2 separate regions of the Homo sapiens genome follow, and region 2 is linked to region 1. A link is a loop called in an ENCODE intact Hi-C map of the cell type or tissue named here. Cell type or tissue: breast epithelium. All regions are shown on one strand. Each heading gives the region's core, and the rest is flanking DNA. Links, peaks and the distances in the headings are about the cores only.

The links. Peaks named below come from ENCODE experiments on the same cell type or tissue, not always from the same donor. Only the 100,000 strongest peaks of a DNase experiment are listed, where the experiment ranks them.
Region 2: a loop joins it to region 1, with 15 times the contacts of the local background. A loop is called at or near these places in 3 of 110 quality-filtered maps.

Annotation. Positions count from the first base shown.
Region 1 is chr12:109,510,627-109,516,000 of GRCh38, reverse strand. It overlaps UBE3B (ubiquitin protein ligase E3B), which reads right to left. Exons shown (of 28, transcript NM_130466.4): 18 at 4,698-4,797. Among named protein-coding and RNA genes, the nearest start is that of UBE3B, 36 kb to the right of the region's middle. In breast epithelium, for the core only: no CTCF peak of the experiment used is centred there; no DNase peak of the experiment used is centred there.
Region 2 is chr12:109,438,768-109,444,141 of GRCh38, reverse strand. It overlaps MYO1H (myosin IH), which reads right to left. Exons shown (of 32, transcript NM_001101421.4): 24 at 4,352-4,511; 25 at 3,315-3,398; 26 at 2,434-2,527; 27 at 1,870-1,925; 28 at 493-628. Among named protein-coding and RNA genes, the nearest start is that of KCTD10, 36 kb to the left of the region's middle. In breast epithelium, for the core only: no CTCF peak of the experiment used is centred there; DNase peaks (open chromatin) are centred at 2,841 and 4,793; H3K27ac peaks cover 3,397 bases.

The DNA of each region.
Region 1 (5,374 bases), core at 372-5,371:
TGTCAGAAAATTTAAAAATGACCCTACAGTATAAAGCTCCCTGACCTTTCAACCTGCCTCCTCTGTGCCTTCAAGCCCACCACAGTCCCACCAGTAATATTTCTCAATTACTGCTTGAAAGGAACCCTCTCTCCTTATTCTTAAGATTCTGCTAAACCTATTTAGAAAGAGCATGACTCTTTGCCCCATCCTGGGCTCAAGAATCAGCACCCTAATACCATTTAAATCAAGTCAGCTGAATGAATACATAAATCTAACCACAGCTGTTTTTTTAAAAATGGGAATCTCCCCCAAAGTCAAGAACTTTATTAAATACAAATAAGAACAGTAACAGCTGGGCACAGTGGCTCACGCCTGTAATCCCAGCACTTTGAGAGGCCGAGGCAGGTGGATCACCTGAGGTCGGGAGTTCGAGACCAGCCTGACCAACAGGGAGAAACCCCAACTCTACTAAAAATATAGAATTAGCTGGGCGTGGTGGCACATGCCTGTAATCCCAGCTACTCGGGAGGCTGAGGCAGGAGAATCGCTTGAACTTGGGAGGCGCAGGTTGTGGTGAGCCAAGATCGTACCATCACACTCCAGCCTGGGCAACAAGAGTGAAACTCTGTCTCAAAACAACAACAACAACAACAAAAAAACAGTAATAATAGTAACAACAACAGGAAATACTATATACCAGTGGGTGCTAGTATATTTTCATTTAATTATTATGTTAACTCTATTAGGCAAATATGATTGTAACAAAAAAAGCAATGACCAACAGCCCCTTAAGAAGAAAGGGGATGGGCCAGTCGCGGTGGCTCACGCCTGTAATCCCAGCACTTTGGGAGGCCTAGGCGGGCGGATCATGAGGTCAGGAGATCGAGACCATCCTGGCTAACACGGTGAAACCCCGTCTCCACTAAAAATACAAAAAATTAGCTGGGCGTGGTGGCGAGCACCTGTAGTCCCAGCTACTCGGGAGGCTGAGGCAGGAGAATGGCGTGAACCCGGTAGGTGGAGCTTGCAGTGAGCTGAGATCGCGCCACTGCACTCCAGCCTGGGCGACAGAGCGAGACTCTGTCTTAATAAAAAAAAAAAAAGAAGAAGAAAGGGGATGGTACTGAGTGGAGGAACTACTGTTCAGTGAAGCATCTTGCTGAGGCTGGTTGACAGATCTAGACGTGACAGGACTGACGTGCTCTGAGTAGAACCAAAAGCCCTGAGAGGTTCCAGGGCCATGCAGAAGAGAGGGGACAGATTGGGGACACAGGGAGGGAGGCTGGTGATAGGAATGAAGGGTGCTCCTACCTCTCCCCTCCATGGCAGGGGAACTGTAGGACTTTTGAGAACAGGTGTTTGTCATGTGGAGTCGTGTAGTTTGTGACACAACTACTTCCTATGACCCCAAATCTTTGGCATGACCACCTGAAGGGGTGCTGTTTGGTGATACACAGGCGGAAGGCGAGTTACATCTGGGTCAATCCAGTATGGGGTGGAGATAGCAGAAGACACAGAAACAGAACTAAAGAGACAGAAGTGACCACAGAAAGCCTGGACAGGGCTCTGGATTTCTATGGGGCATGGAAGAAAGTCTGAGGCAAGCTTATCCAGGCTGCAAGGGCTGGGCAACCTCAGCGACTGCAGTGGACAGTTGGGTACGGATCATTCTCCCCATTCTACAGATGAAGACCTTACTCACCCAAGGCTACACAGTTGGTGGGCAGGGGGATGGAATGAAATCCAAAGCCCAGACACAGCCCCCATACTACAAAGCCTCTGCCCACTCCACACCTCTTAGGCCTTCTGGGTAAACACAAAAGGCAGAGAGGACTTAAGGGCCAGCCAGGGGATGAGTCACACATAAACAGGTAAAAGCGATGTAAGAGGGTGCAGAAAATGAAGTGCTGTGCACGTGAGCCAGGCAGAGCTGAGGCTTTAACAAATGTTAAGGAAAACAAGAAAGGCATTATAGTGAAATCGAGAACAAGGGAGAGGTTCAACATTTAGGGCAGATGGTATAATGGTAACAGAGCAGAGAGAGCCTATTACCCTCCTGTGTACTCCAGCAAGAATATTTCAATGGCAGAGGGCAGCACACATGCCACTAAGGGGAGCTTGAAGCTTGAGATGGGCGGAGGGGCAACAAGACAGCCCATCTGCTCTGAAAACACCAAGCCTTAGATACTCCCCCAGGACCTGCAATCACGGAGCAGGAAGGGGCAGGAGATGACGAGGGCCCCATTTTCCTGAGGGAGGACATTTTATGAACTAAGGACAAACAACCTTGATGACATATTTAAGCAAAATTCCCAAAAGAAAAAAAAAATGTGGGGATTACTATATACCCTGGACTTAAAAGTCATTCCAATTTATCTCAGCGGTTCCCTGACTTTCTTATTCACAGCACCTCTATCACTGCAGTAACTTTTTTCATGGTACTCCTAGGCCAAAAGAAATCCCTAGCAGTCCTTTTTACTAGGTAGTTAGGTCCCAAATATTTATGTCCTAAGACCTCAGTTGCTGTATTTTACAAATGCACATACTTTGAAATATAAAATATTTTTATTTTGTTCTTACAAGCCAGCTTTGCAAACATCATTAAAAAGAATGTAGTGCAATCTCATGTTGAAACCACGAACTACTCTGAACTAGCAGTTCATGTGGTGTCTCACTGTGTTCTCCTCAGAAATTTAAAATATTGTGCAGCACCTCCAGTGGCCACAGCACACGTGAACCACAGAGAAACAGAGCGGAGGGTCTAGACGATGTGTTATGGGAATGCAATGGTCAGAGGCTGATTTCACAGACACGCGGGTCCAGGAGGAGGGGCTGCATTTTAAACCAGACACCACCAAACCAGATGAGGCCCAGGAGATGAAGGCTGGAGCCTATTTCAAACAAAGACGAGGTGGAGAGGCTAAGGATACTACACTTGGAAAACACAAGCCCCACATGCAAACGGGAGCTGCCAACAGATCACAGAAGATAAAAGAAGCCACTTTTAGGGGTTGTTCAAGGACCAAAGGGTAGAAGTTACAGAGAAGCACAGTTCATGATGAGGAAGAATGTTCTATCTTTTGGAAAAGTAAAGCCACAGAACAGCCTGTTTTGCAAAGCTGTGCATTTTCTATTGGAAGCAAGGTCAGGGACATCATAGCAGGGGCTCCCTCAAGGAAGGCACATTTGATTAAGTAATTGCCGTAAGGCCCTTCACTTCTGAGAGTTTGCCAAGTGCAGTAAGAATTTAAACAGCCACATTGTTTGCACATCACTGCTTGAGGGGGAAAGAATAGCAACCATAAGTATTAAAGTCAAGGACAGAACAGTATCAGACAGCAGTGAGGATGAAATACCTCTGAAAAATGAGATTTAATTTACAAAAATATGATTTATGCTCTTTTCTAAAAATATGTCTACTTCGTTAAAAAAAGAAAAAGAAAATAGAACAGGAGAAAAATAAAGGACACAACCTAGACTCCTAGAAGACTCTTCTAAGAGGAGCTGAGTGTTGTCGCAGCATCGGACATTTCCAGAGTGCCTGCCACTCACCAGGGACGTGAGCCATGCTTGCTACCCTCATTTCCTGGATGCTCCTGCCACAGCCCAATCCTCCCCAAGTCTCTCTCATCCCCCGGGTGTGTGGCACTCTCCTGGTTTCCCTCCTTCCCTCCTCGTGTTGGCCCTCTGTGGGACGGGTCCTGCAGGGCTCTGCCTCAGTGCCCTGGACTTCTCACTCCGTCTGACTCCCCAACCACCTCGCCCAGGTTATGGGGGGAGTCAGCAGACTTGGGTGCTGTCTGATTCCCTGACTACCTCACCCAGTCCATGGGGGCAGTCAGGAGATTTGGGTGCTCTCCCCACACAAGCTCCTCCCTCCTGAATGCCAGACCCCCTTTCCAATGGCTTCCAGGAGCCAGAGACATCTCACATCCTACCTGCTCGATGCTGAACTCGCCGCCATGTCCCAGTCCTGCTCTTCCACCTCAGGAAAACACCCCCCAAGTACCCAAGCCAGACACCCGAGCATCACCTGAATTCTTCCTTTCTTTCCCCTTGGGATGTGACCATTCTCTGAGGCCTCCTTAAAAATCTCTTGACTTGCTCATCTTTTGACTCCCAGGGCCCACCCTAGTGCAGGACAGCTTGCTTTAACACCCCTGCCTCTAGCCAGCCCTCCACGCTGCAGCCAAGATGACCTTCCTGAAGTATGGCTCTGACCAGGTGCCTCCTAAGCTTCCAGCCCTCCGGTGGCTTTGCAGAAAGCCCTTGCTCCCAGCCTTGGTTTCTAAGGCTGTCTTGCTCTAGTTCCTACTACCCTCCTCGGCTTCCTCTTGACCCCATCCTTTCTATTCTCTCCAGCCACACTGCACATTTGACTCTCCAAAAGCACCTCATCCTTTCTAACTCAGCCTTTCAACACTGTCCACTTTTGCCCGTGGGACCCTTTCCTGTCCCCTTTCCCTCCCTCCAGCTGGTCAGGTCTCCGTACCTGGGCTGCCACTCCACCAGCATCGCCAGTTCACACTGTCTTCTCCAGCTCTGTACCCCAGCACTGGGTGTAACCTCACCAAAGTAATAGCAACCACCGTTTCCTTGTGCTGAATGAATGATCCCACTTAGTCACCTCCAATTGCCATAGCAAGGATGGAAAGGCAGGAACCACGTGGGGGAATAGAAAGACACATCGGGGCCCAGCTCTGAGTGCAACTCACGTTTTTGTGAGGGATGACATGTGGGATGTACTGCAGGATCAACTGTGCCCGTTTTCTGTCCCTGTCGAGTTCTTGGAAGAGCACGCTAGGTTTGAGATCCCTTGAGAAGAAAGACATGGGTTTGGGAGAATTAAAAGAAGGAAACCATCCTCTAGTGTGAGGCTGGGAAATGACACCATGTGGGCCACATGCAGGGTGCTGTCTGTTTCTCAAGAGTCTGATGGGAACATGACCATACTCATTCATACATGTATAGCCTATGGCAGCTTTTGTGCTACAAGAGCAGAGTTGAGTAGCTACAACAGAGACTGTCTGGTCCACAAAGCCTAAAGTCATCTGGCCCTTTACAGAAGTTTGCCAGTCCCTGCTCTAGTGCCACAGCTTCAGCAGTTGCCATAAAGCTTGAACTCATTGATAAAAATGCAGATACATGCCTATGTTCAGTTGTGATAGGAGGATTTCCCCCACCCCATTACTCTCCAAAAAACCTAAAAGCAGTTTTTACTCTAGTAATTCTGCTAATAAAAACTGCCTTTTAACTCTCATGCTCTGTTGCTCAGCTCAGCTAAAAGACCTCTTCCTAGTTTGGATGAGAAATGTATGCTAAATATAATCTGGCTCTGTTGCCATTAATTAACTCTAATCATATTTGGTGTAAACATCTCTTAACAGAAGCG
Region 2 (5,374 bases), core at 136-5,135, 72 kb after region 1:
GCCCAGGGGCTGCCCAACACCACACTTCATTCTCCTAGCTGGGCCCAGAAGGATGAAGGGCATACTTTAGAAATCTTAGCCTGCTAGTGGGCTCTGATCACCGTGGAAGCAGACTATTGCCCAACCTGGGTACTTGAGTAAAGTGGTGCTATTAATATTTATGCCAGAATAAGGGTGCAGTCCAGGCTGGGCAACGCTAGGGGAGGAGGGCAGATGGTTTTGTTTTTTGTTTTTTTTTTTGAGCCAGAGTCTCACTTTGCCACCCAGGCTGGAGTGTGTGGCACAATCATAGCTCACTGCAGCTTCGAATTCCCAGGCTCAAGTGATCCTCCTGCCTCAGCCTTCCGAGTAGCTGAGACTACAGGTGTGCATCACTACCCCGGGGTTTATGGGCACCCTACACTTGTGTTTCCCATTTGGGAGCTTCATTACTGGGCTTTCCAGTAGTTGAGTCAACTCAGTGCATTGTTTTAAAGATTGCCCACTTCTTACCTTTGAGAGCTGAGTACTCTATTTTCTGCTTGATTTTGGCAAGTTCCACCACGTAAGCTGCTTTCTGAGTAAGAATGAGTTGCCGCTGCCGTGCTTTGAAGCCTTTTCTGTCATATTTAATGACCGGGACACCATACTGCAAGGGGAAGGTGACTTCACCAGGGAAGGTGGGGCAGAGTACCGAGTTTCTTGCTACTCAGACACCGGTAAAGTGATGTCAAGCATTTAGAAAAGCTCAAACAGATTTTGCGTGTATGTGTGTGTGTGTGTGTGTGTGTGTGTGTGTGTGTGTGTATATACACACATATATACGTACACATACATACACACATATATACGTACACATATATACACACATATATACGTACACATATACACACACATATACGTACACATATACACACACATATACGTACACATATACACACACATATACGTACACATATACACACATATACGTACACATATACACACATACGTACACATATACACACACATACGTACACATATACACACATATATACGTACACATATACACACATATACGTACACATATATACACACATACGTACACATATATACACACATACGTACACATATATACACACACACACACACACATATATATATATATATATATTTTTTTTTTTTTCCTGGCTCTCTGCATGATGGGGATTTGGATCCCTAGCTCTGCCTACCTGCGTTGCCCTCTGAGGAAGTCAAGGCTATGGCTGCCTGCCTTGCAGGTCTGCTCTGATGGTCAGAGATGAAAACTCTCACAGCCACAGTGTAATCCAATCCAGTCACAGTGGCTTCTATTCCCCAGGGAACAAAAAAAAAAAAAAAAAAAAAAAGAGCAGACACTGGCACACACGATCACCAGGGCTTCACCTGCTGCTGCGTGCCAGGCAGCAGCCTGAGCACCTCTCGCCCACCGACTCATTCATCCTCTCAGTAAACCCATCATCCTCATTCACAGAAGATCAGAGGCACCAAGAGCTTAAGTGACCTGCCCAGGATCTCACGGCTGCTACGTTCAAAGCAAGTGTCAGTGCCCAGGCACTATGCCACACTGCCTCTCACCAATAAGGGGGTGTTTCGTGATTAAGTTCATGGCTACACTTCATTCAATTTTGTAGGAAAGCAAACCAAGACAGTTTCTAGGGTGACGGAGGTGTCATGAGAACAGCAGCCATTATCTAATCATCATTTGTTCCCCATCATCTTAGTTAATACCCAAAGCATCACAGTTGAGAGCCCCAGCTGCCCAGCTGCACCCCTGCATTTAAATAGTGCGCCCTTTATGGAGAAAGGGGACCCTGCTCTTAGACTCGATGAGGGAATCCTGTTTGAGACTGAGGACACACATCGCCTTACCTGGATTTTCTCATGGCTAATTAGCTGAAGCACTTTCGGATTAATGTCTCCTTCATCTAGAGAGGGAACCAGAAGGCCATGAATCATCACTAAAGTACCAATCCTGTGGAAAAGTCATTGGTATCTGCTAGTTTTGTTATGCATCTCTGTGCTAAGATCTCAGGTGGGGAAATAGCCATCAGGAAATGCTGCAGAGTTGAGCATCTGCCTTTGACTTATTTTTTTGGAGACAGAGTCTCGCTCTGTCTCCCAGGCTGGAGTGCAGTGGCATGATCTCGGCTCACTGCGTCCTCCGCCTCCTGGGTTCAAGCCATTCTCCTGCCTCTGCCTCCCGAGTAGTTGGGACTACAGGTGGACACCACCACGCCCTGCTAATATTTTGTATTTTAGTTGAGATGGGGTTTCGCCATGTTGGCCAGGCTGGTCTCGAACTCCTGAGCTCAGGCAATCCGCCCACCTCGGCCTCCCAAAGTGCTGAGATTATGGGCATGAGCCACCGCACCCCACCCTTTAACTCCTTTTAGAATTGGAAAGCCAAGTACATAGGCTGGAAAATGTACTTACCTATCCGACTGTTGACAAAGGGTTGATTTAAACTTTCTGTGTAGCCGTCTTTCCTTCCCCTGAAGATTTCACTTGTAACTACCTTTTGCTGCATCTGGTAATACACAATTGAAAGTATAAAAATGGTAGCCACAGGCTTCTTTGGGATAGAAGAGCTCTAGACCCATTGAGGTCACATCCTTTGCTGGATAAACTGTGGGAGCCTTGTTACCCTGGAGCATACAAGTCAGAACACCTTCCTGGCTTTGGCCAAAATGCCCTGAAAGTCATATTGGTAGAGACTGGGTTGACGTTTCTGCTCGTTCCCTTACTACCTTCCTGAAAGTGGATTTTCCAGAGTTCCAAGAGCAGTTTCTTGTAGATCAGGGATTGGGAAACCACAGCCTGCAGGCCAAACTCAGCCTGCTGTCCCTTTTTGTAAGTAACATTCTATTGGGACAGAGCCATGCCATTCATGCACACATTGTCCATGGCTGCTTTCTCACTGTAGCAGCAGAGTTGAGTAATTCCAACAGAGAAAGGCCACAAACCCTGAAATAGTTACTCTTCTAGCCCTTTACACAAAAGACCCGCAGGTTAGCACGGTGAAAAACAGATTTCCAGCAGAAAGGGGTCTACATTCTCTGCTCCGGTGGATGGATGGCAGGAGCCGTTGTGATTGTGTTCCCATGGTAACAAACGGAGCCATGCTGATTACAGTAACAGCTGGCATTCATCCAGGGCTCTCTGCAGGTCTACCTGCAATTATCTTGAACATTTCAAAGCATGGGACTAGCATGACCCCCGCTTATAGGTGAAATGGTGGATGAGGAGGACTGACACTCAGGACCCACTCTTACACCCACCCCCACCACCGGCCACCGCAGACATCATGTCCCTACCATTGCTTTCCGCTCAGCTGTGATCCCGCGGCAGTACTTCTGCACCAGGTTCCTCACGCACATTTTCCTGAGCAGATCTGATGCCTGTGTGGAGAACACACTTCTTTCCACTTGCCTCACTCACTCCCTGTCTGGGGCTGTGGCGATCAAAATGAAGCTTTAAAAAAACACTGCTGAATTCAGTTTGATTTCAAGCACAGTGTTAATATTTTATATTTTATAGTCACAGCAGCTAACCTGATCCTCTCCCAACTTTTTGCTGTTGCTTAACGAATGATTCTCAAACTTGAATATGTTTATGACTCACCTGCAGAACTGGCTATAATGAGATTCCTGGAGATTCTGACTCAGTGGGTCCAAAGTGGAGCCCGGGACTCTTACAACAGCCCCGCCTCTAAGTTCCAGACACAGAGGGTCCTCAGATCATCTCTTGAGGGATGCTATTCTAGGAAGGCTACGTCAGGAATAGAAATGATTCGAAAGTACTCTGTCGGCTGGGCACGGTGACTCGCACCTGTAATCCCAGCACTTTGGGAGGCTGAGGCGGACAGATCATTTGAGGTCAGGAGTTCGAGACTAACCTGGCCAACATGGCAAAACTCCGTCTCTACTAAAAATACAAAAATTAGCCAGGCATGGTGGCGGGCGCCTGTAATCTCAGTTATTCAGGGGGGCTGACACACCAGAATCACTTGAGCCTAGGAGGCGGAGGTTGCAGTGAGCCAAGATCGCGCCACTGCACTCTAGCCTGGGTGACAGAGCAAGACTCCATCTCAAAAAAAAAAAAAAAGTGCTCTGTTTAAACAACCTCCAGTGGCTTTATAATGCTACTAAGGACACTCCAGTGGCTTTATAATGCTACTAAGGACATCGCAAATTCTGAGGAGTTCAATTTCTTGTGCAGCATCCTTGGGAAGAAGGGCTTTGCCAGGGCAGCCCTTTCAAGCCAAAGGGAGGCAGCACAAAGACATGCAAGAGTTAAGCTTCGTCAGTGCCCGTGCTACTTACAACACTGGAAATCCCAGATTAGTCCTTACATTTTCCAAGATGCCAGGAGGCCTCAGCCAGCTCTTGTCCAGGACAGTCTTTGGAAGGTGATACCGGAGATTCAAGATGTAATTCTTCCGCACAAACACGATAAATTCCTCGTTGTCAGGACAGAGGGGTTTGTTGCGACTGATGAATCCTTTAATGAACCTAAAAAGGAAAATGTTTTCTTACTTTTCTGGACCATTTCTTCACCGAGATTTACATTCTCTTCCCCCTTCTTTGATTCAGAGGCGGCCAAAGTGGTAGAGGCTGTGGAGATGACCACATAGGCCAGAGGCCAAATCTGCCCCACATATATGTTCGATTTCACCCACACGGCCTTTTGTTTTGTTTTGAGGAGCTTTAATTAGCTGCCAATTTTAAAAAGTTAGGAAGCAGGGCATAAAAGCCAGATTTCAAGGCTGGGCATGGTGGCTCATGCCTGTAATCCCAGCATTTTGGCAGGCTGAGGCAGGCGGATCATTTGAGGTCAAGAATTCGAGACTAGCCTGACCAACATGGTGAAACCCTGTCTCTCTACTAAAAATACAAAAAATTTAGCCGGGTGTGGTGGTGTGTGCCTGTAATCTCAGCTACTTGGAAGGCTGAGGCAGGAGAATCGCTTGAACCCAGAAGGCGGAGGTTGCAGTGAGCCGAGATCACACCATTGTACTCCAGCCTGGGCGACAGAGTGAGACTCCATCTCAAACAAAAAAAACAAACAACAACAACAAAACCCCAAAAGCCAGATTTCAGCGTTCCTTGAAAATTCAAGCCATCTGGCTACATTTCCCCACAGCAGCAGTAAACTGGAATGGGCTAGTTACCGCCCCACCTTGAGGTAGACTGAGCGTTCCAGTTTGCTGGTCTCCACCATGCCCTGTTGTCTTATCCCAGCCCATGAGACTCACTCACTTTACCTGCCTGGCATCAGAAGGCATTTGACTTTGTGACTTTTGAGCCAGGCTAAGAGAAATTCCAAATACATTGAGTTGTGATCACCATCAAATTCAGCTCAGAGCAAAGGGATG